Regions from separate parts of the Homo sapiens genome. Here region 2 is linked to region 1. Evidence: read pairs that join two places in POLR2A ChIA-PET (ENCODE). Cell type or tissue: K562. All regions are shown on one strand. Links, peaks and the distances in the headings refer to the core of each region. The heading gives the core; the rest is flanking DNA. Region 1 overlaps AP2B1 (adaptor related protein complex 2 subunit beta 1). Region 2 holds the start of SLFN14 (schlafen family member 14).

Evidence for each region. ChIA-PET counts read pairs that join two places held together with the same protein. Peaks named below come from ENCODE experiments on the same cell type or tissue, not always from the same donor. Only the 100,000 strongest peaks of a DNase experiment are listed, where the experiment ranks them.
Region 2: POLR2A ChIA-PET joins it to region 1 with 5 read pairs; 14 of 35 experiments call an interaction of 5 or more read pairs at or near these places.

Annotation. Positions count from the first base shown.
Region 1 is chr17:35,606,769-35,618,054 of GRCh38, forward strand. It overlaps AP2B1 (adaptor related protein complex 2 subunit beta 1), which reads left to right. Exons shown (of 22, transcript NM_001030006.2): 5 at 1,374-1,619. Among named protein-coding and RNA genes, the nearest start is that of AP2B1, 25 kb to the left of the region's middle. In K562, for the core only: a CTCF peak has its summit at 6,364 (motif pointing right); no DNase peak of the experiment used is centred there.
Region 2 is chr17:35,555,064-35,566,349 of GRCh38, forward strand. It overlaps SLFN14 (schlafen family member 14), which reads right to left and starts at 5,756. Exons shown (of 6, transcript NM_001129820.2): 1 at 5,704-5,756; 2 at 4,664-4,742; 3 at 1,940-3,043. The coding sequence starts at 2,999. It overlaps LOC107985033 (a long non-coding RNA gene), which reads left to right. Exons shown (of 2, transcript NR_138032.1): 2 at 1-486. In K562, for the core only: no CTCF peak of the experiment used is centred there; a DNase peak (open chromatin) is centred at 5,868; H3K4me3 peaks cover 424 bases.

The DNA of each region.
Region 1 (11,286 bases), core at 3,437-8,436:
AAGATCTTTTATTTAAACATAACCACAATATCATCATGTCTTTAAAAATGGACAAAATATTTTCTTATTATTGAATATCCAGTCAAATCTTTCCTATCATAGATTTAAAGAAAATAATAATGGGATCATTCCCATTAATTTTTTTTTTTTTTTGGTGACAGAATTTCACTCTTGTTGCCCGGGCTGGAGTGCAATGGCGCAATCTCAGCTCACCACAACCTCCGCCTCCCGGGCTCAAGTGATTCTCCTGCCTCATCCTCCCGAGTAGCTGGGATTACAGGCATGCACCACCACACCTGGCTAATTTTGTATATTTAGTAGAGATGGGGTTTCACCATATTGGCCAGGCTGGTCTCGAACTCCTGACCTCAGGTGATCCGCCCACCTTGGCCTCTCAAAGTGCTGGGATTACAGGCGTGAGCCACCATGTCCAGCCTAATATTTTTTTAATAGTTGTTTTTTCTCTGTTTGGAACTTAGTGTACATTTAAAAAAAACAGACAGCATTTCTAAAATTAGCTTCTATTTAAAATGTTTTGAAAAATAAGCAATATGCTTTCTTCTTTCTCATGAACTTTTTGTTCTTTTCCTGTGTTTAGCTACATTATAGAGTCAGAACGTAACAGTTTGTTCTCCATGACTGGTGGTTCATAGAGGGAATATATCATTGGGAAGAATTTAGTTTACATTTTTTGGAAGTTAGAGTTGTGCATAGATTTACATGGGCTTAAAGACATTTTTTTAGTGTAAGGCAGTTTAAAAGAGTGTTCTTTCTCCATATTCTATTTACTATATTTGGAAGCACTTGCTAGTAAAAGAGAATGTATGTTAGCCAAGAGCTCAGAGGGCCTTCTCTGCTGCTTAACTCCAGGTACTTATTTCAAGCCCAGACCAGCTCCTGTGCTCCCCTTTGTTTTCTTGGCTGCAGGCCACAGAAATCTAGCTCTCTTTTCTATTTGATGTTTAGGAACTCACTGTGGAGTAGGGCACGGTCTTTACAGCTCCTCTTTTTTTTTTTTTTTTTTTTCCTGTGCCGGAATACAAGCCCAAAAGCTTTTCCTGTTTTTAGGGTAGATCCTAATGGCTGTGGGATGGTACGAACTCCCTAAACCTCTGCCTGGCACTAGAGTGAATCCTGCTGAGCTGTTTCTCATTTTGTATTTAAAACAGTTAAATGACTTCTTCACCTAAACTCTTAAATAGGGCAGCTAAGATTTGTACTTAGGAAAGGAATAGCATGGAAGATTGGAGCTCATGTAGAATGTATCTGGAAGCTTAAATTAATGAGGTAATTCTTTTGCAGCTTACATAAACTGGACTGTTTACTTTTAGCCACCATGTATACCTACAGTTGTTGGTGATTGTTTTCTGCAGGACTGTGAAGATCCTAATCCTTTGATTCGAGCCTTGGCAGTCAGAACCATGGGGTGCATCCGGGTAGACAAAATTACAGAATATCTCTGTGAGCCGCTCCGCAAGTGCTTGAAGGATGAGGATCCCTATGTTCGGAAAACAGCAGCAGTCTGCGTGGCAAAACTCCATGATATCAATGCCCAAATGGTGGAAGATCAGGGATTTCTGGATTCTCTACGGGATCTCATAGCAGATTCAAATCCAATGGTAATAAGCTTCTGCTTTTACAAAGAGAGCAGTATTTAAAATGAGTCCCTTGTTAAAGCGTGTTTAATATGAACCTTGTCTTTGGAATACTGGGTTATGGGGTAGCTATGGGAAACATGACTTTGTGTGTCTCACAGATTGTATATTTCATATCCTAGGTGTTTTTGAGGTGAGAACCAAGTACTAAAATGCAGGGATCTTAAAGCAAATCTTTGTATTGTACTTATGCTCATATTTGCCCATATTGCCCATGATGAAAACTTTCATCATTTTCTTCAGGAGGTTTGGCCGTAAATTTATATATATTTAAGATTATTTTCTTCAGATCAATATTTGTGGTATTTTCTGGTGGTGTGGGACTAGAAACTGAATGAAAATGATCTTTATTACCTAATTATTATCATGCATTTCTCTATAGGGGAATTTCTAGGGCAAGATTATTTTTAGCCAACTTGGTTATGTTGTAAATGTTTAGCAGCCAGAACATAGCTTAACACCTTAAAGTTTTGGGACCTTTTCCTTATTGACATTTTAAACTTTGCTTATATAATGAAGAAGGTCAAGTCCCAAGTGATATGTTTGACTCCAGTAATAACTAAAGCTCATTTGAATTGGGTACTAATTGAATATATTGGATGGGTCATTAAATATTGTTGCCAGGAAGATGGAGGAAAATAGCCACTTTCTTTAAAGTGCTACCTTTTTGGTCTAATGCAATGTTTACTGAAAGGTGCATAACACTAAGAGTTAATCAGTGGATAACCTTTGAATATTCCCTTTTAAAAATTATTTATCTATCTATTTATTTATTTTTTACAGATAGGATCTTGCTCTGTGGCCAAGCTGGAGTGCAGTGGTGCAGTCATAGCTCACTGTAACTTTGAACTCCTGGGTTCAAGCACTCCTACCTCAGCCTCCTGAGCATCTAGGACTGCAGGCACATGCCACCACATCCCGCTAATTTTTTTTTTTTTTTTGAGACAGAGTCTTGCCTTGTCGCCCAGGCTGGAGTGCAGTGGCGTGATCTCAGCTCACTGCAAGCTCCGCCTTCCAGGTTCATGCCATTGTCCTGCCTCAGCCTTTTGAGTAGCTGGGACTACAGGCGCCTGCCACCACGCCTGGCTAATTTTTTGTATTTTTTAGTAGAGACGGGGCTTCACCGTGTTAGCCAGGATGGTCTTGATCTCCTGACCTCGTGATCCACCTGACATGGCCTCCCAAAGTGTTGGGATTACATGTGTGAGCCACCGCACCCAGCCTTATTTTTTATGGAGATGGGGTCTTGCTATGTTGCCCAGGTTGGTCATGAATTCCTGGCCTCAAGCAATCCTCCCACCTTGGCCTTCCTCAGTGAATTACTGTGCTTGGCCTGAATATTTTCTTAGTGAACTTTAAATGGAGAATTAGAATTTGGCTGGACATAGATGCTGTCTCTCATTTGTAAATTACCTGTTCACTTCTCTGCTTTGACATTTTGTTTGGTTCATTTTATTTTACAGGTAGCCTTGGCTTCTGTTTATTATCCTTCAAGATTAGTATTAAATCCACAGGATGAAGCAAGTCATAATTTTTTAAGGTTTTTATGGTAGTAACTACCATTAGAAATCTTTCAACCTAGGCATAAGGGTGGGCGTCGGTGTGGGTGTGGAAGTGCAGATGCTTTAACCATGACTTCTGACAGAGCATCACCACCAGTACTAGAAGATTCAACCCTGCCTTTTATTTCCCCTAAGTAACACCATATGGTACCTTTTATTTATTTTTTATTTTTTTTTGAGATGGAGTGTCACTCTGTCGCCCAGTCTGGAGTGCAGTGGCATGATCTCGGCTCACTGGAACCTCTACCTTCTGGGTTCAAGCGATTCTCCTCCTGCCTCAGCCTCCTTAGTAACTGGGATTACAGGTGCCCACTACCATGCCCGGCTAATTTTTGTATTTTTAGTAGAGACGACGTTGCACCATGTTGGCCAGGCTGGTCTCAAACTCTTGACTCAGGTGATGCACCTGCCTTGACCTCCCAAAGTGCTGGGATTACAGGCATGAGCCATCACACCCAGCCCCCTTTTTAAAAATTACATAAAGAAATTAGTTGGCTAGGCATGTTGGCTCATATGCCTATAATCCTAGCACTTTGGGAGGCTGAGGCAGAAGGATCACTTGAAGCCAAGAGTTTGAGACCAGCCTGGGCAACAAACTGAGACCCTGTCTCTACAAAAATTTTTTTAAAAAATTCGGTGGGGCCGGGTGCAGTGGCTCATGCCTGTAATCCCAGCACTTTGGGAGGCCGAGGTGGGTGGATCACGAAGTCAGGAAATCAGGACCATCCTGGCTAACGCGGTGAATCCCCGTCTCTACTAAAAATACAAAAAATTAGCCGGGCGTGGTGGCAGGCGCCTATCGTCCCAGCTACTCAGGAGGCCGAGGCAGGAGAATGGTGTGAACCCAGGAGGCGGAGCTTGCAGTGAGCCGAGGTCGTGCCACTGCATTCCAGCCTGGGTGACGGAGCGAGACTCTTGTCTCAAAAAAAAAAAAAAAAATTTTGTTGGACGTGGTGGTGCATGCCTGTAATTCCAGGTACTTGGGAGGCCGAGGTGGGAGAATCCCTTGAGCCCAGGAGTTTAAGGCTGTAGTGAGCTATGATTGCACCACTGCATTATAGCCTGAGTGACAAAGACAGACCCTTCCTCAAAAATATAGAAAAATAAATATTGTCTAAAGTTAGTAGTATCTACTTTACAGAATGTTTAGCTGGCACCAACTTGTGTTTTTGGCATTGCTTTTGATTCACTGTTATTCTGAGCAACTATCTATAATTCTCTACCTGAGGACAGATGAGATGAAAAGTGTTTGTGCTGCAACCGTCAACCAGGTGGGCAGAATATCATGTACCCCGTGGAAACTTATTAAATATTCAGTGGTGCTAAGAATATGGAATGGCTCAAAGGGAAAATGAGTTCTAACTTACAGGCGACTCCAGTTTGAGGCAGCATCTCTATGCTAATGTAAATTCTTTAATGCAGAACCTATACAGTTAGATGGTCAGGGATAAGGCCTAAGGGATGTTTAGCAGTAAAGTCGTGTGTGTGTGTGTGTGCGCGCGCGCACGTGCGCACACACACTCAAGTAGCACATTTAGAGATCTTTATCCAGATAAACCGAGAAGAATAAAATGATTCTGGAACAAGCTTAGTTTGTCCGATTTATTCAAAGTTTACATTGCAAAGGAGAGAGCTAGTTTTCATCTAGTCCATAAAATCAGGTGGCATACGTATGCTATTTATGTATTTGTGTTTTTTATTGTGGGAATCTTCAAACATTCAAAATTAGGACAAATAAATGAATACAATAAATAAAATGAATTCATTTATCATCACTAGATTCACTAGTCATCAATACATGCCAATCTTGTTTTACTTATTTTCTTTCCCCATCCCCTAGCTATATAAAATTTAAGCAGGCAGCACATGAATAGGTCTCTATTTGAATTTAGTATATCATAATATTATAGTAAACTGTATAGTGTTCTTAATTTTTAACCTGTTTTTACTACAACAAATCAAAACGTGACTTGGGGAGATTTTCATAAATATTTTTGAGGAGACTTTTAGAGAAAATTTAAAGCTACTTGGTAGATTTTTGAGAAACAGTTTCAGGAATACCTCATATTTTGTTGTCTCTTTATTTATAGATTTTCCTAGAGCAGGGTGTCAGCATTAGATAGCAAATTATTGGACCAACTGCTCTCTGAATAGAAGATCTTTGCTGTTTTGTCAGAACTCAGTAGCAGAACTTTTCTGATATTGTTTGACTTAGCCTAAAGAGGTGCCTGGAGTGTAAAATTTAAGAAGACACTCATTCTCAGGTGCGAACTCTGTACCTCACAAGCCTGAGAACAGAGTGCCTCCTTAGTTTTGTGCCTGGAGTGCCTCACTTGCCTTACTCTTGTCCTGGCCTTGTTACACATACTCATATTAAAATCATTTTTTGAGCTCTTCATTCTTGTTTTAGTGAAGAACTGAAAAGCTTGGGCTTAAGAGGTAGCCAACACACATAGATACATACCTACTTTTTATTTTGAATTTATACTTTTCATCTCAACTGTATTCCCTACTTATTACCTTAGAGTATTACAACTGTCATTAGAACACTTAAATTTAAGTGCCTTCTATGCCATGCACAGTGGTAGATGCTTTTACTTACAATGTTTCACTTAGTTCTCACATTTCTCCTTAAAGCAGAGGTTATTCCATGTTACAGGTCAAGAAATGTTTACTCAGACTGAAGAACTCTTCCTAAAATCATGCAGCTAGTAGTAATGTAGCTAGGATCCCAACCTAGTTCTGAGTCCCAGACTCCATTGCTGGTTACTACCTTCATGGATGAATGTATACCAGAGAATTTAGGCCAGGTGTGGTGGCTCACGCCTGTCATCCCAGCAGTTTGGGAGGCTGAGGAGGGTGGATCACCTGAGGTCATTTAAATGTGTATGTGCGCACACACACACACACACACACACACACAGAACTGCTTCATTTTCTCAAAGTGTTTACGTTTGAATACATAAAGACTGAGTTATCTGAACACTGCTTCATTATAGAAATCTCAAAAAAGAAAAAAAAAATGAAAGATACAAAAAAAAAAGAAATATCAATCCTCTTATTCCAGTGATGGATATGAGTCCTTATTTTACTGCTCTTGAGGAGTGATTTTGTTCCACTTTTTCAGAGGCTACTCCACATGGTGGCAGCACTGCACCAGCACATATTAGATTCTCTTAGAAAAGAAAAGAATGAATGCTTCCAGGGGTTGTGCCTTAGTAGTTTTCTTGTAGCTCACTTCAGAAGGGCATCCTAGATTTGAAAGCACTAGAATATCTGCAGAAATGACTTTGAAATCTTCTAATATGAGAGATAAATGTTGGTCGAGGGCTGAAAATTCTTGGTGTTATATTGACCTCAAGTCTGGTTCCTAGTGACACTGTGCCTTGCTGCAGGTAACAAAGCTTTACCATAGTTTTGTTTCCTGTGTTTTGCAGAGAATCACATACATCTTACTTTCCTGCAGTTGTTTTACAATTTATAGTTTAGTTGAAGCTAACTTTTGATGAAATACTAGTTAAGAGAGAAAAGATGAATTTAGAAGTAAAAAAATCTCACTCTATTAAGTCCTAGCTTTATGTTCATGTTGTTTAACTTACCCAAGTCTGTTTCCTTTCCTGGAAGATGAAGGCTACTATCTTAGAGAGTTGTTTGGATTATTAATTGAGCTTTTGCATGAAAAGTGCCCTGTAAAGTGCTTGGCTTATGGGAGCTCATAAGTGGTGGCTGCTACTGTAATTATGAAGTAGGTATTAGGCAGAGGTTAACATTATTGCTACAATATTAATTTAAAAGGTTCTGATTCCTTTAATATTTGTATGGACTATCTGTTCCAAGGGAATTAAACTTGTCGTCAGATGTGGACTTTATTAGTTCATTATTTTGAAGGTAAACCTCCATCCAGAATAAGGAAACATTTTAGAGCTATAGGGAAATAGCTTTTGTGGTTTTTTTTACAAATGTCACAAGTATATATTTGCAAGAAAATGTGTATCTTTTTGGTATATGACTTGTTTTATTGAGATATGCACTTTTGAATGAATGATAGTATTCTCTAGCTTCGTTACTATGGTTTTCTTTTTTGCTCTCAGAGGCATTTAGGGGTATTCAAACCTCAGTTAACTTACGTATATTAGAATTTGCAACTCCAGAGATGCTCTTGACAGCCCCACCATATGTGCTTTGCTTTTTGTTTTTATTTATTTTAAAAATTTACTTTTTATTTTTTGAGAGACCTGGTCTTGCTCTGTCACCCAGGCTGGTGTGCAATGGCTTGATCATAGCTCAGTGCAGCCTCAAACTCCTGGGCTCAAACAGTCTTCCCGAGCAACTGGAACTACAGGCATATGCTACCATGCCCAGCTAATTTATTTTATTTTATTTTTTGTAGAGATGGATCTTGTTTTGTTGCCCAGGTTGGTCTCAATCTCCTAGCTTAAAGCAGGCCTCCAGCCTCAGCCTCTCAAAGTACTGAGATTATAGGCGTGAGCCACCATGCCTGGCCTGCTTTTTGTCTTCTTGGGTTCAGTCCTCGTAAGTCCCTTTGGTTTACTGCGTAGCCCCTTTGATCTTCATCTTCCAGACTGTCTATCACTCTCACAGCTGCCCATGAGAATACCTGTGCTTCATTGTTCTGTCCTCTCTGCAAAATTGCAAACTGTTGAATTAGTAAAAAAAAAAAAAAAAAAAAAAAAATTTCTCATTTGTTAAGTGTTCTTCTGCATAAGCAGCATGCTCTCAGAATAGCCTCAATTCAGGCCAAATATAATCTTTACCAAAAGTTGTAGTTAAACTTCCAGCTTCTTTTAATTTGAACTTTTGCTTGAAAACCATTTTATGAAAAATAACATTTTTCTTCTCAGAAAGCAGTATGTATTTTGACTATGTGCTAGCCAGCACGTAGACACAGCATGGGATTATGATGGTGGTTCTCAACCAGGAGTGATTCTACTCTCCAGAGGACATTTGGCAATGTCTAGTAACATTTTTTTGGTTGTCAAACCTGATGGGAGGAGTGCTACTGGCATATATCGGGTAGAGTCCAGGGATGTTTTCAACATCCTTCAGTGTACAGGACAGTCCCCCGACAACAAAGAATTATCCAGCAGTAAATGTTAATAATGCCAAGGTTGTGAAACCCTGGATTATGGAAATAGCACTGAGGCTTCAGAGCCAGAGTGGCTGCTGTTTGAGTCCTGGCTTGGCTGCTTACTAGAAATGTGGCTTTGAACAAGTTATTTAAAATGAACTTCAGTTGTCTTATATGTAAAACTGAGGTAATAATGCCGATTTTAGTGAATTATTTTGAAGATGAAAGAATAATGTATTTAAAATTTTAAACTTTGCCTGATATATGGTAAATGCTTAATAAACTGCAGCTATTCTTGAGGAAGTGGCCTAACATTATGCACCTTCCGGTTGTTATAATCTTCATTTAGGCATTAGGAAGTTTACTTGTGTGGTGATTTGTTGTCAACCTAAGATGATAAAATATTGAAAAAATGCCATCTGTCTAGATCTCTTTCTAAGAATTTTTGTCAGAATATATTTGGTATTCATGTAGGCTATGTTAAACTGCCTATTAAAGGTAGGCCCAGAATGCATAGAAAAACTTAATGACTTAACTTTATTTAGTACGTTAATTATAGGATTGTTGTTATCCTTAAATATATATTAGTAAGTAACAATTACAAAATTAAAATATTATACATAAATGAAATTTAAAATGTGTAATACTTTTCATATCAAATGTCCATGAAGGAGTTAGAGCTGGCAGAATTTTAGGCACATATGATAATGTCAGTATGTGGTGAGCACTTGATAAGAGTAACATTGAAGGTAATACATTCAGTCTGTATCTGAGTTCCTCAAATTGTGTTTCATATTATAAAAGGAGCTGCTGTTAATTTTTGCAGGATTGAAGTTTGGGTAAGTGGAATCATTGGGGGCTGCTTTGATATGAGGCCAACTTCCCAGCTCTTGAATTTCCCACCAGTTGGTCTGAGTGTATTTCTGTCTCTACTTATAGAGAAAGCAAACACTTTTTGTTTTCCTTTTATAATGTGCTTTGTGGAAATCATTTTCTGTGTATTTTCACTTTTAAAAAATCATTACGTCGTTTTATATTATTATGAACTTAGGTTTTAAAAAATATCTCTTTTTTTTTTTTTTTTTTTTTTTTTTTTTTTTTTTTTTTGGAGACGGAGTCTCGCTCAGTCGCCCAGGCTGGAGTGCAGTGGCGCGATCTCGGCTCACTGCAAGCTCCGCCTCCCGGGTTCATGCCATTCTCATGCCTCACACTTCTGAGTAGCTGGGACTACAGGCGCCCACCACTACGCCTGGCTAATTTTTTTTGTATTTTTAGTAGAGACGGGGGGTTTCACCGTGTTAGTCAGGATGGTCTCAATCTCCTGACCTCGTGATCCGCCCGCCTCGGCCTCCCAAAGTGCTGGGATTACAGGCATGAGCCACCGCGCCCTGCCAAAATACCTCATTTTTTAGAGGAACAATTTTAAATTTACAGAAAAGTTACAAAGACAGTACAGAAAGTTTTCATATACGCTTCAGTCAGTTTCACCTAATGTTAACATCTTACGTAACCGTGGTACATTTGCCAAAACTAGGAAATTAGCATTGGGATGTTACTATTAACCAAAGTAGAATTTCACCAGTTTCAACACTAATGTCCTTTCGCTATTCCAGGATTCAGTCCGGAATACCAAATTGTGTTTAGTCACTTCCTTTTATAATGCATCAGTCTACTCTGTTTGAAGGTAGCTCGAAAACAGAAAAGTGCTTTACAACCATGAAATGGCATTTTTCATCCAGTCACCATAGCATAGTGGTTGAAACTCAGGCTCTAGAACCAAATAGATTTGGGTTTGTATCCTGGTTCTGCTATTTCTTAGACGAGTGGTGTCTCTAAATTTTAGCATCCTCATCTACAAAGTGGAGATTACAAATAGTGCTTCTATCGTAGGATTGTTGTGAATATTAAAGGACAGAGGGCTTGCAAAGCACTTAATACTGGTCCTCATATGGAGTAAGCCCCTAATAATAACAAACACATATCCTTTTTTTTTTCTTAAGAGACAAAGTCTTGCTCTGTCGCGTAGGCTGGAGTGCAGTGGCACAATCTCGGCTTACTGCAACCTCCATCTCCTGGGCTCAAATAATTCTCCCACTTCAGCCTTCTGAGTAGCTGAGAGTACAGGCACATGCCATCATGCCTGGCTAAGTTTTGTATTTTTAGTAGAGACAGGGTTTCACCATGTTGGCCATGCTGGTCTTGAATTCCTGACCTCAAGTGATCCGCCTGCCTCAGCCTCCCAAAGTGCTGGGATTACAGGCGTGAGTGAGCCACCATGCCCAGCAGAAACATATATTCTATATTGTACAGTGATTGTAGTGCCGGATATTAATAATTTTAGAAGGGTTAGTATTTCAGTGGCAAAATTTACTTTTTAATTTTATAAGATTAAAATTTTAAGGTTAAGATTAAAACTTTTAGGATGAAGAATTTTAAAGATTAAATTTTTTAAAGCTCTGAGGGCAACTTACCCACAAATGAAGCTAAATCTAAGAGTACTACTTACTACTTTTACAAGGTAATTATTCAAGGGTGTACGTTTAAAGTAGTTCTCAACAGCAACTTCCTGAAAGCTGGATCTGTTGTGTGTTGTTTTGGTGGTTTGCCAGTATATCAAGGCTCATTTGTCACTTTAAGATGACCTCAAGGCTGTAATTTGGCTGGGGAATACTTTACTCTTAGAAATGGGGAGATCATAAGTGGTGTGATAATAAGTGTTTTATTTTGTTCAAGTTGCAGCTTGCTTTAATGAATTTTAGGGGCCATGGTCCAAATAACTGTGATGGTTATAGGCATGCCTTTTATTTGTTTATCGATATTTATTTGTAGTGTTTTGGCTTTGAGAGTACTTGAATTTTGTTAAATCATATCTTAAACCACTTAAGTAATGAATTTTATTTTTTGTAAACCTTGTTACTATGTAATCAGACTTTCTTTTCATAATGAGATGTGTTGGCTCACTAGGTAGTTTTACCTCTCA
Region 2 (11,286 bases), core at 3,657-8,656, 51 kb before region 1:
AAAGCACAGTATTTTAAAAATGGTGTTGGCCAGATGTGATGGCTCACACCTGTAATCCCAGCACTTTGGGAGGCCGAGGCAGGCGGATCACGAGGTCAGGAGATCAAGACCATCCTGGCTAACACGGTGAAACCCCGTCTCTACTAAAAACAAAAAAAATTAGCCAGGCATGGTGGCCGGCGCCTGTAGTCCCACCTATTCGGGAGGCTGAGGCAGGAGAATGGGGTGAACCCAGGAGACGGAGCTTGCAGTGAGCCGAGATAGCGCCACTGCACTCCAGCCTGGGTGACAGAGCGAGACTCCGTCTCAAAAAAAAAAAAAAATACAAAAAAATACAAAAATTAGCTGGGCGTGGTGGTGTGCCTGTAATCCCAGCTGCTCGGGAGGCTGAGGTGGGAGAATTGCTTGAACCTGGGAGGCGGAGGCTGCAGTGAGCTGAGATCGTGCCGCTGCACTCCAGCCTAGGCGACAAAGCAAGACCCTGTCTCAAAAAAAAAAAAAAATGTTGTTACAGTTGTTTATGTCCCCATCTAAGGTTAGATGGAATCAAAAGTGGCAGGATCTTTAGGGGAGAGGAGAAGAGAAGTGAACTCAAACAAATTAAGAGAAAGAATGACCCAATAAAATTCTCCAATCACTCAAGTTTTGATGAAATCTGGAACATACTGGCCGTGAAGGCAAGCAGATAGGCGTAGTTCGGCCTATAGTCCTTTATGGATTGATTAGGAATCACCAAGGCTGATTCCAATCAAAACTGAAAGGTAAGTGAGAACACCAGGGGTCCTGCTCCCCCCAGCACCCCCTTGCCCTAGCATCTCCTTTTGCATCATTTTCCCCCACTTGGTGGTGCCCTAAGCCCAGTGGCTTAAGGTTATTAGCTCCTAATGTTACTGAAACAATTCAAATTTGTCAACAATGTTTTGCTTGAAAGAATTAGTGGAGTAGTGGAGTCATTTATTTTTATTTTTTTATTTTTATTTATTTATTTTTTTGAGACGGGGTCTCGCTCTGTTGCTTAGGCTGGAGTGCAGTGGAGTGATCTTGGCTGACTACAACCTCCACCTCCCAGGCTCAAGCAATCCTCCCACCTCAGCCTCCCATGTAGCTGGGACTACAGGCATACACCACCACGCCTGGCTAATTTTTATATTTGGGGGAGAGATAGGGCTTCGCTATTTTGGCCAGGCTGGTCTCAAACTCCTGGGCTTAGGCAATCTGCCCACCTTGGCCTCCCAAAGTGCTAGGACTGCGCCCAGCCTCAGAGTTATTCTTAAACAGTGTTTCTCTAGAATATCATCTCTAAAATGAGGCTATTCCAATTTTGACTGGGATGATCAGCCTGCACAATTTTTTCAACAGGTTTATAGACAATAAAAGGAGACCTTTCCTAACTCATTGCTGATGGCATACTGTAACTTTCCTTTAAAAGTTGCTTAGGCTGGCCAGGAGTGGTGGCTCACACCTGTAATCCCAGCAGTTTGGGAGGTGGAGGTGAGTTGATCACTTGAGGTTAGAAGTTCAAGACCAGCCTGGGCAACATGGCAAAACCCCATCTCTATTAAAAATACAAAAATTAGCCGACATGGTGGTGTGTGCCTGTAATCCCAGCTACTTGGGAGGCTGAAGCACGAGAATCACTTGCACCTGGGAGGTGGAGTTTGCAGTGAGCCGAGGTCACACCACTGCACTCCAGCCTGGGTGACAGAGTCTAAAGAAAAAAAAGTTGTTTAGGCCATAGAATCCAAACATTTCTTGACCTCAGTTTATATTCTGAGTCTTTGGAACTAAAAATGTTAGATAAGGAACACTGTAATGGGAGAACACTTATAAGAAAAATAAATTTCTATTTTTTAACTAACATATGTGATCAAATACCCACAAAAGGCAGAGAAAGGGGTTCCTCCCTGCTGATGGGGACAATGACTTCACTTCCCTTTACCTGACTGAGTATCCAGCATCATGACCACCCACTGCTCAGCTGTCAGCCGTGTGACAGAATTGTCTTTCATGATCCAGGAATCTGGGGCCTCTGCAAACACCACGCAACAGAAGGGCTCCACTTGAATCACACAGACATAACCATCCAGGACATCTTTTTGGTACACATTCAGGATTTTTGTAGTGAAATTTACCTTTGGCTTCTCACAGCAGAAGTGGAATGTAGGCAATTTTTCTATGCAGTTTTCGATTTCTTTTTTTAGTAAGTCAGGATTCACTTTTTCCCACTTACATCCAACCACTTCTTTGCTCTTATCATCCACCCCAATGAGGACATATCCCCCTTGAGTGTTGGCAAATGCAGAAACATAATGAGGCAGCATTTCCTTAATCCGAGGTATGACTTTTTTGGTGGTGAACCTTTTAAATTCAACATGTGTTGACTCAGTAAAGTTGAGTTTCTCCTTATACATGAGTTTGTCCTTTTTAAAAAATTCTGAGGCCAATATCCTCATATCTTCCTCTTCCTGAATGCATCTATTGAGAACCTGCTGAGGATGCAACTTCTTCACCCTTGGTCTTCCTCTTTGGGCTCTAAACCCCTTCTCTCTGAGAAGCTCCAGGGCACTGCTAGCACTCAAGTTGATAGCAGAAGTCACATCTCTCCGATACAAATTGGAGCGCAAGCTGCAAATCCTTAGTGGAAGGCTGAAAACATCTGGGCTCCATGACTTCACAAAAATCAGGAGATTGTGCCCCTGCTGCATGTAGTCAAGGTATTTCTGTGAACCTGAAGGAAGGAGCTTTTGAAAAGAAGTTTCCAAATCCTGTCCCAGCCCATGGCATTGGTAACTATAGGTTTTATCATCAATCTCTGCTTTGATCACACCACCTCCAGAATTTAACAGTGCACATATAGCCCGGATAATTCTAGAATTCTCAGATCTTTTCAAACAGCTGTTGGTCATCTTCTTCCTGTTTTCTTCTCCAAAAATCACTCTGCCCACATCTACTATTACCTCAGGATACGGCATTTCAGTATCAGTCTTGAGACTCTCCATTTCAGCAGCCCCTCTGTGCTCCAAACAATAAAAGAAAGGAGTTCCTATAATCAGGACAGAAATATTGTTTCTATATTAATAAGAATTCCAAAGATTACAATATTTTCTTCAAAACTATCAATTACTGGAGATATATTTTAATGTTGGAAGTCATCTCTCTCTATATGTATATTTGTTGTTGTTGTTTGTTTTGGGTTTTTTAGTTTTGTTTGTTTGTTTTTGAGATAGAATCTTGCTCTGTTATGCAGGTTGGAGTGCAGTGGCACAATAATAGTTCTCTGCAACCTCAACCTCCCAGTTCAAGTGATTCTCCAACTTCAGTCTCCCTAGTAGATGAGACTACAGACACGTGCCACCAAGCCTGGCTAATTTTTTTTTTCTTTTTTGTTCTTGCTATTTTTTTTTTTTAAGAGATGGAGTCTTGCTACGTTGCAATCCTCCTGCCTGGGCCTCCCTCCCAAAGTGCTGGGATTACAGATGTGAGCCACCGCACCCAACTGGAAATTATCTTTGATACTGCTGTTTTCTAATCACTTTGCCAAATATCCTTAGCCTTGCCAGAATAAGTAGGCATGGATAAAGGTGAATGCCTAATATTTGTCATAATGGAAAAATTAAATTGCTAACATTTTCAGCCATTTTGCATTTCAAATCAGGAAACGCCAACACTGAGCCCAGATATAAAGGGCATGGGTTGGCACAGGAGCCCAGGAAGGTATTGGAGAATATGCAGAAATAGAAGTTGAAGTGAGAAGATGCTCTTATTTATAATTCAAAAGGGGAAGAAAGGAAGGCACTAGAGAACTAAGGAAGTATAATTTTACAGTATATGTACTGTAGAAGATCTTGCTATAAACACAAACATAGGCTGGGTGTGGTAGCTCACATGTGTAATCTCAGCACTTTGGGAGGTGGATGTGAGAGGATTGCTTTCGATCAGGAGTTGAGACCAGCGTGGACAACATAGCAAGACCCCATCTCGACAAAAGATAAAAAAAAAAAAAATGTTAAACATTAGGCAGGTATGGTGGTGCGCACCTGCAGTCCCAGCTACCTAGGAGGCTGAGGTGGGAGGATCTCTTGAGCCCAGGAGTTTGAGGCTGCAGTGAACCATGATCGCACCACTGCACTCCAGCCTGGGCAGCAGAGTGGGAACCTGTCTAAAAAAATAAAAATAAAAGTAAATAAATAAAATTCTATATTTTTATGTATTATTTCATACACTTTGAAAAGCTTTATTTTACTCCTGAAAGAATGTCAGTTGATACCAAATGCAGAAACCTTTTCAACTCTTCACATGTTCTAAATCTCAAAAGTACATTGCCTCATATACAGTGTGATGTGACAGCAGCATTTTCCTTCCCTTCTAATAGTTCTGCCCTGTGCTGTGGAAACCCCTAAGACTTGGAAAAGAACATGAGCTTTTGGGGCATGGTAACTAAACCATTGTCACCCTTCTTTTGCTTCCTAGACCAGAAAACAGCCACCTAAACTGAAATTTGAGCTCTGAAACAAATATTTCAGAAAAGATCTGCTTACCTTTAGTCAATTGCAAAACAAAATATTTGCTAACTCAACCAAAATTCTTCCTCTAGGAGAAGAGAACCCATCTTTCTGTGTGATCTTTGCAAAGCAGGGGCCCTGTGGGCATTGTATATACTCACCAAGAGGAAGAAAGCAGGCATCCGGCAAGACATGTGCACTCCCCTGATATCAATTTGTTCTTGGTTGCCTTCTCACTTCCTTCAGGAAAACCAGAATCAACCTGGGGAATTCTTTTTAGAATGTGAGCCTCTTCTATAGGTACATGTAAATGTAGTATTTTATGGCTCCTTAGGGAAATTTCCCATAACATTCTATTTATATCATAGAATCACAGAAGTGTTGGAAAGGACTTTAAAGATCCTCCAGTCCAACAATCTATAGGATTCTAAAATCTCCTCTATAATATTGCCAACTCCCAACAAGTTGCAAACCTCCAGCAATGAGCAACTCACTACCTATCAAATAGTCCCTCTAGTCCCTTCTAATTTCTGACGTCTGTGTTAGAAATGGTCTCCTTACTTTAAGCTGCAATTTGTCTCCCCATAACTTCCACTGATGGGACCCACAAAACAAATCTAATTGATTTTGAATAGCAAACCCTATGGTCTCGTGACTCGTAAGTCTCATCAATGTTATTTGAATGCTGATAACAATTATGATAAATACAACATTTACTGAGATTCTAGCTCGAGATGAATATCCTTTCCACATTTCCCAGGACTTTTTTTTCTTTTTTTGAGACAGAGTTTTGCTCTGTGCCCAGGCTGGAGTGCAGTGGCACGATCTCTTGGCTCATGGCAACCTCCGTCCCCCAGGTTCAAGTGACTCTCCTGCCTCAGCCTCCAGAGTAGCTGGGACTGCAGGCAAGAGCCACCACTCTCGATACATTTTTGTATTTTTAGTAGAGATGGGGTTTCACCATGTTGGCCAGGCTGGTCTCGAACTGTTGACCTCAGGTGATCCACCTACCTGAGCCTCCCAAAGTGCTGGGATTATAGGGACGGGCCACCACGCCAGGCCTTCCCAGAATTTTTTATTCATTTTCCTTTACAAATTTTCCCTAAATACTATTTTACTAATCCCTCATGCCCTCAGATGTAGACTGCACCTAAAATTAGATAAATGAGATATTTTTAAGAATTTTTTTTTTTTTTTTTACCTATGCTCCTGTGTTTCCTCTTGCTGCTTCAGTTTCACATCTGGCTGTAGTCTGAATGTTTGCTTCTGTCACAGCCCCTTTTGCCCTTTGATATTAGCCTGGGAGGAGCAGACTTCCCACTTCTTCATAACACTGACATACTGAGGAAGGCCGATAAGGACTCATGAAGAGCCTGTGACAGGGCAGATTAGCAGGCCAGGGTCTGACCTCAGGGAGTGAATGAGGTCGTAATGAGAAAATGCAGGGGTGAATGGAAAAAGTTAAACTTAGCACTTCTAAGAGACTGAGCTTCATTTCCACATATCATACATGTACCTTCAGCGCTGGAAAATTGTGTGTGCAAAGCTCTGTTTTTATTTTAAATTAGGCTTCCTGTACATATTCATTGTGGGCAATATTAACCTATTTCATTACCTCCTAAATGGCTTGTTCTTTTCTATTTATTTTTATTCTTTTTCCTACTTTTCATCTTTGTTAAACACAAGACCCAGCCTAGAAAAATCCTCATAGATTAGGAGCTGGCAATCCCTGGGTAGGAGGATTAAAGGTAATTTTTTAATTAATTTATTTTTCTTCCCTTTATTATCTTTAACTGATCTGTATTTTTAATGGTTTACAATGAGTATAAATTGTTTTTCATAATTAAAAAACAAATGGTAAAAACCAACAGATGGGCTGGGTGTGGTGGCTCATGCCTATAATCCCAGCACTTTGGGAGGCCTAGGTGGGTGGATCATCTGAGGTCAGGAGTTCGAGACCAGCCTGACCAATATGGTGAAACCCTGTCTCTACTAAAAATACAAAAATTAGCCTGGTGTGGTGGTGTGTGCCTGTAATCCCAACTACTGGGGAGGCTGAGACAGGAGAATTGCTTGAACCTGGGAGGCAGAGGTTGCAGTAAGCCGAGATCATGCCATTCCATTCTAGCCTGGGCAACAGAGGGAGACTCCATCTCAAAAAAAAAAAAAAAAAAAAAAAAAAAAAAAGAAAGAAAGAAAGAAAGAAAGAAAAAGAAAACCCAACAGATGCTGGGGGCAGTGGCTCATGCCTGTAATCCCAGCATTTTGGGAGGCTGAGGCAGGCAGATCACCTGAGGTCAGGAGTTCAAGACCAGCCTGGCCAACATGGTGAAAACCCCGTCTCTACTAGAAATACAAAAATTAGCTGGGCATGGTGGTGGACACCTGTCATCCCAGCTCCTGGGGAGGCTGGGACAGGAGAATTGCTTGAACCTGGGAGGCAAAGGTTGCAGTGAGCCGAGATCATGCCACTGCATTCCAGCCTGGGTGACAAAGTGAGACTCCATCTCAAAAAAAAAAAAAAAAACAGATACCGGGCGCAGTGGCTCATGCCTGTAATCCCAGCATTTTGGGAGGCCGAGGCCGGTGGATCACGGGGTCAGGAGTTCAAGACTAGCCTGGCCAACATGGTGAAACCCCGTCTCTACTAAAAATACAAAAATTAGCCAGGCATGATGGCAGACACCTGTAATACCAGCTACTCAGGTGGCTGAGGTAGGAGAATCACTTGAATCTGGGAGGTGGAGGTTGCAGTGAGCCGAGATTGCGCCACTGCACTCCAGCCTCCAGCCTGGGAGACAAAGCGAGACTCCATCTCAAAAAAAGAAAAAACAACCAACAGATGGGAGGCAGTGAGTTATCTTATTTGAGGATGGTGGCTAAACTGGGTCAAGCTTTGATACACACAAAAGGGGAGGAGGCAATGTGATCACAGAAGCAGAGATGGAGTGATGCAGCTATAAGCAAAGGAATGCCAGCAGCTACCAGAAGCTGGAAGAGTCTCCCCTGGAGCTTCTGGAGACAGCAGGTCCATGGCAACACTTTTTTTTTTTTTTTTTTTGACAGAGTCTTGCTCTGTTGCTTAGGCTGGAGTGCAGTGGTGCGATCTCGGCTTACTGCAACCTCTGCCTCCCAGGTTCAAGCAATTCTCCCACCTCAGCCTCCAGCATAGCTAGGATTACAGGTGCGCACCACCATGCCTGGCTAATTTACATATTTTTAATAGAGGTGGGGTTTCGCCATGTTGGCCAGGATGGTCTCGAACCCCTGACCTCATGTGATCTGCCTGCCTCAGTCTCCCAAAGTGCTGGGATTACAGGCGTGAGCCACCGTGCCCAGCCCATGCCAACACTTTGACTTCAACTCAGTGAAACTGATGTTGAACTTCTAGCTGTAAAAAAAATAAAAAATTTAAAAAAAAAACGCAAAAACAAAAATAACCAAATGAATGGAGCTGGAGGCCATTATCCTTAGCAAACTAATACAGGAACAGAAAACTAAATACTGCATGTTCTCACTTATAAGTGGAAGCTCAATGATGAGAACACATGGACACAAAGAGGGGAACAACAGACACTGGGACCCACCTGAGGTGGGAGGAGGGAGAGGAGCAGAAGAAATAACTATTGTGTAGCAGGCTTAATACCTGGGTAATGAAATGATCTATACAACAAACCCCCGTGACATGAGTTTACCCATATAATAAACCTGCACATGTACTTCTGAACCTAAAATAAGTTTTCATAAAAGAATATGTTTCTGGGCCGGGTGCAGTGACTCACGCCTGTAATCCCAGCAGTTTGGGAGGCCGAGGGGGGCGGATCACGAGGTCAGGAGATCGAGACCATGCTGGCTAACGCAGTGAAACCCTGTCTCTACTAAAAATACAAAAAATTAGCCAGGCGTAGTGGCGGGCGCCTGTAGTCCCAGCTACTCGGGAGTCTGAGGCAGGAGAATGGCGTAAACCCGGGAGGCAGAGCTTGCAGTGAGCCGAGCCGAGATTGCACTACTGCACTCCAGCCTGGGTGACAGAGTGAGACTCCATCTCAAAAAAAAAAAAAAAAAAGTTTCTGTTGTTTTAAGCCACCAAATTTGTGGTGATTTGTTGCAGCAGCCACAGAATACTAATACACCTCTCTCCCTCTAAATCAAACCAGCAAAGTACTCTGTATCTCTACTTCAATTCGTTTATGATGAAACGACATTCTTAAATAAGTCTCTGGACATCCCTATTTTTGTCGTTGTTGTTAGCTGACGCCACTGCCCAACGAAGTTCTGCTCTGCTGGCATCACTCTTTGTACATGTTTGGCTTAAAAGGAGTTTCCAGGAAAGGAGGCAGAATGGGTACTATGATATATAATTCACACAGCAACATAATAAGCTCCAAAGGCCTGCTCTCAGCTTTAACTCATTTTTCATTCGTGTCACTTCTGAATCCAGTCTCACTTTTAGTTCTCCTGTCTACCTTAATTCTCGGCCTCACTTTCATATTGAAATCCCTCTGATATTACTTATGTTTCAAAGGCTAAAAATGACCACCATTTACTAAAAATGTGCTTACCAGATGCAAGGGACCATGCTGGGAGCACTACACATCACACAAAAACTGAGACTATACGGCCAGAGAGTGGAAGAGTGACGATCCCAAACTAGGTCTGTCTAATTCAAAGACTTGTACTCTTTCACTCTTTCAAGTTTGGGATTCTGGATTGCTTGAAAGCCCTCAAAATCAGAAGTCTAAGTACCTCCCCATTTTCTTCCCAATCAAGAGGAATAACATCATTTGGTCAGGAGAACTAGAAACTAGATTGCTGTTTTCTTCTTCTTCTTCTACAGGGTAGTACTGGGAATCAAATCAAGAGAAGCGGGGAATAACGTGGAAAATGAGCAATGAGAACTTCTTTTCCTTCTTCAAAGCGTTTTAGTCAAGTCCCTTGGATATGAATAGTTAGGTTGTCAGGCCAGGGAGGACTTCACATCTTGGCTTTGATAGCTCCCAAGCAAATGTTCCTGATACAAAACAACTTGAAATCAGTAACTTAGATTATGCTTTTTCCTGTCTCAGGAAAATTCATCTGGCCATGCTATTGATGATTGCTAAGAACAAGAACCCCGAATTTATTTTAGATGTGTTTATTCACTAAGCATTTCTGTTTATCCACAGTTGTACTTATGTTCACCAGACGCAAGCCTGCATGTTCACCAGACATAAACTGTCAAATAGCAACTAAAGGGGAAAAGTTGGTCTCTTTACCCCCAGATGCCTCCATCTCACCCCCAATTCTTTCATAGAGATGATCCAAAGAGTGTAAATAGAATAGTGACCAAGGGCTCCATTATGCCACTACCTGACTCCGTGTAAGTTTCCTCACTTTCATTCATTCTTTCATTCGATCAGCTATTTTGGGGATCCTAAGGTGTTCAGATCTCAGCTCTGCCACATTCTAGCTATGAAAACTTTGTTAAACTAACCTAAGCCTCCAATTTCTTCTGTGTAAACTGGAGATAATAACAGAGCCTCCTCCACAGAGTATTTGCCAGAATGAAGTGAAATGATACACATAAAGAGTAAATGTGTGTTAACATGTGCTCTTTGCCGCATATGGTGCCCGGCATGTAATGCCATTTTCATTCAATAATCAATTGTCGGCTAAGCGCAGTGGCTCACGCCTGTAATCCCACCACTTTGGGAGGCCAAGGCAGGCGGATCACTTGAGGTCAGGAGTTCAAGACCAGCCTAACCAACATGGCGAAACCTCATCTCTATTAAAAATACAAACATTAGCTGGGCATGGTGGCATGCGCCTGTAATCCCAGCTACTTGGGAGGCTGAGGCATGAGAATCACTTGAACCCAGGAGGCAGAGGTTGCAGTGAGCCGAGATCGCACCACTGCATTCTAGCCTGGGTGACAGAGCGAGACTCTGTCTCAAATAATAATAATGATAATCAATTGTTGAGCGCTTACAATGTTTTAAACATGGTGCTACAATCTGGGGCTACCCATCAAAATAAAAGCTCTTATTTAGTAACTGCCTTCCTTGAGCCAAATATGCAACTTTCCTTCTCAAATATAATCCTCAGAATAACTTGCAAGAAGTGTTATTTTCACATTACATAAATGAAAAAAACTGAGTTCATTGAGGTAAAGCACAAAGTTACACATCTAGCAAGTGGCAGAGCTGAGAGCTGAACACTGACCTATCTGAATCCAAAGCCCAGTTACTCTCATCCTGCCAGAAAGCCTTACTATTAGCTGGAAGAATAAGACACACGTCCCTGCTGGGCTCGGTGGCTCACGACTGTAATCCCAGCACTTTCGGAGGCCAAGGTGGGTGGGTGGATCACTTGAGGTCAAGAGTTCGAGACCAGCCTGGCCAACATGGCGAAACCCCATCTCTACTAAAAATAAAAGAATCAGCCGGGTGTGGTAGTGCATGCCTGTAATCCCACCTATTTGGGAGGCTGAGCCAGGAGAATTGCTTGAGCCCAGGAGGCAGGGGTTGCAGTGAGCTGAGATCATTCACAATCTAAAGAGGGAAAACATGTACTAAACAACTCATAACAATACAACATACACAATAACATCAACTGAGCACTCTATGTATTAGGCATTGTTGTCATTGATCTTGTAACAGTTCTATTAGGTAGATGCTATTATTAGCCTCCTTTTTACAAATAGTGATACTGAAGAACAAAGAATTCAAGTTACTTGCCAAAATAGTCCACATACATGACCACTACGCTCTAGTACCACTCTAAAGAGTTTGCAATGTATGAGCAG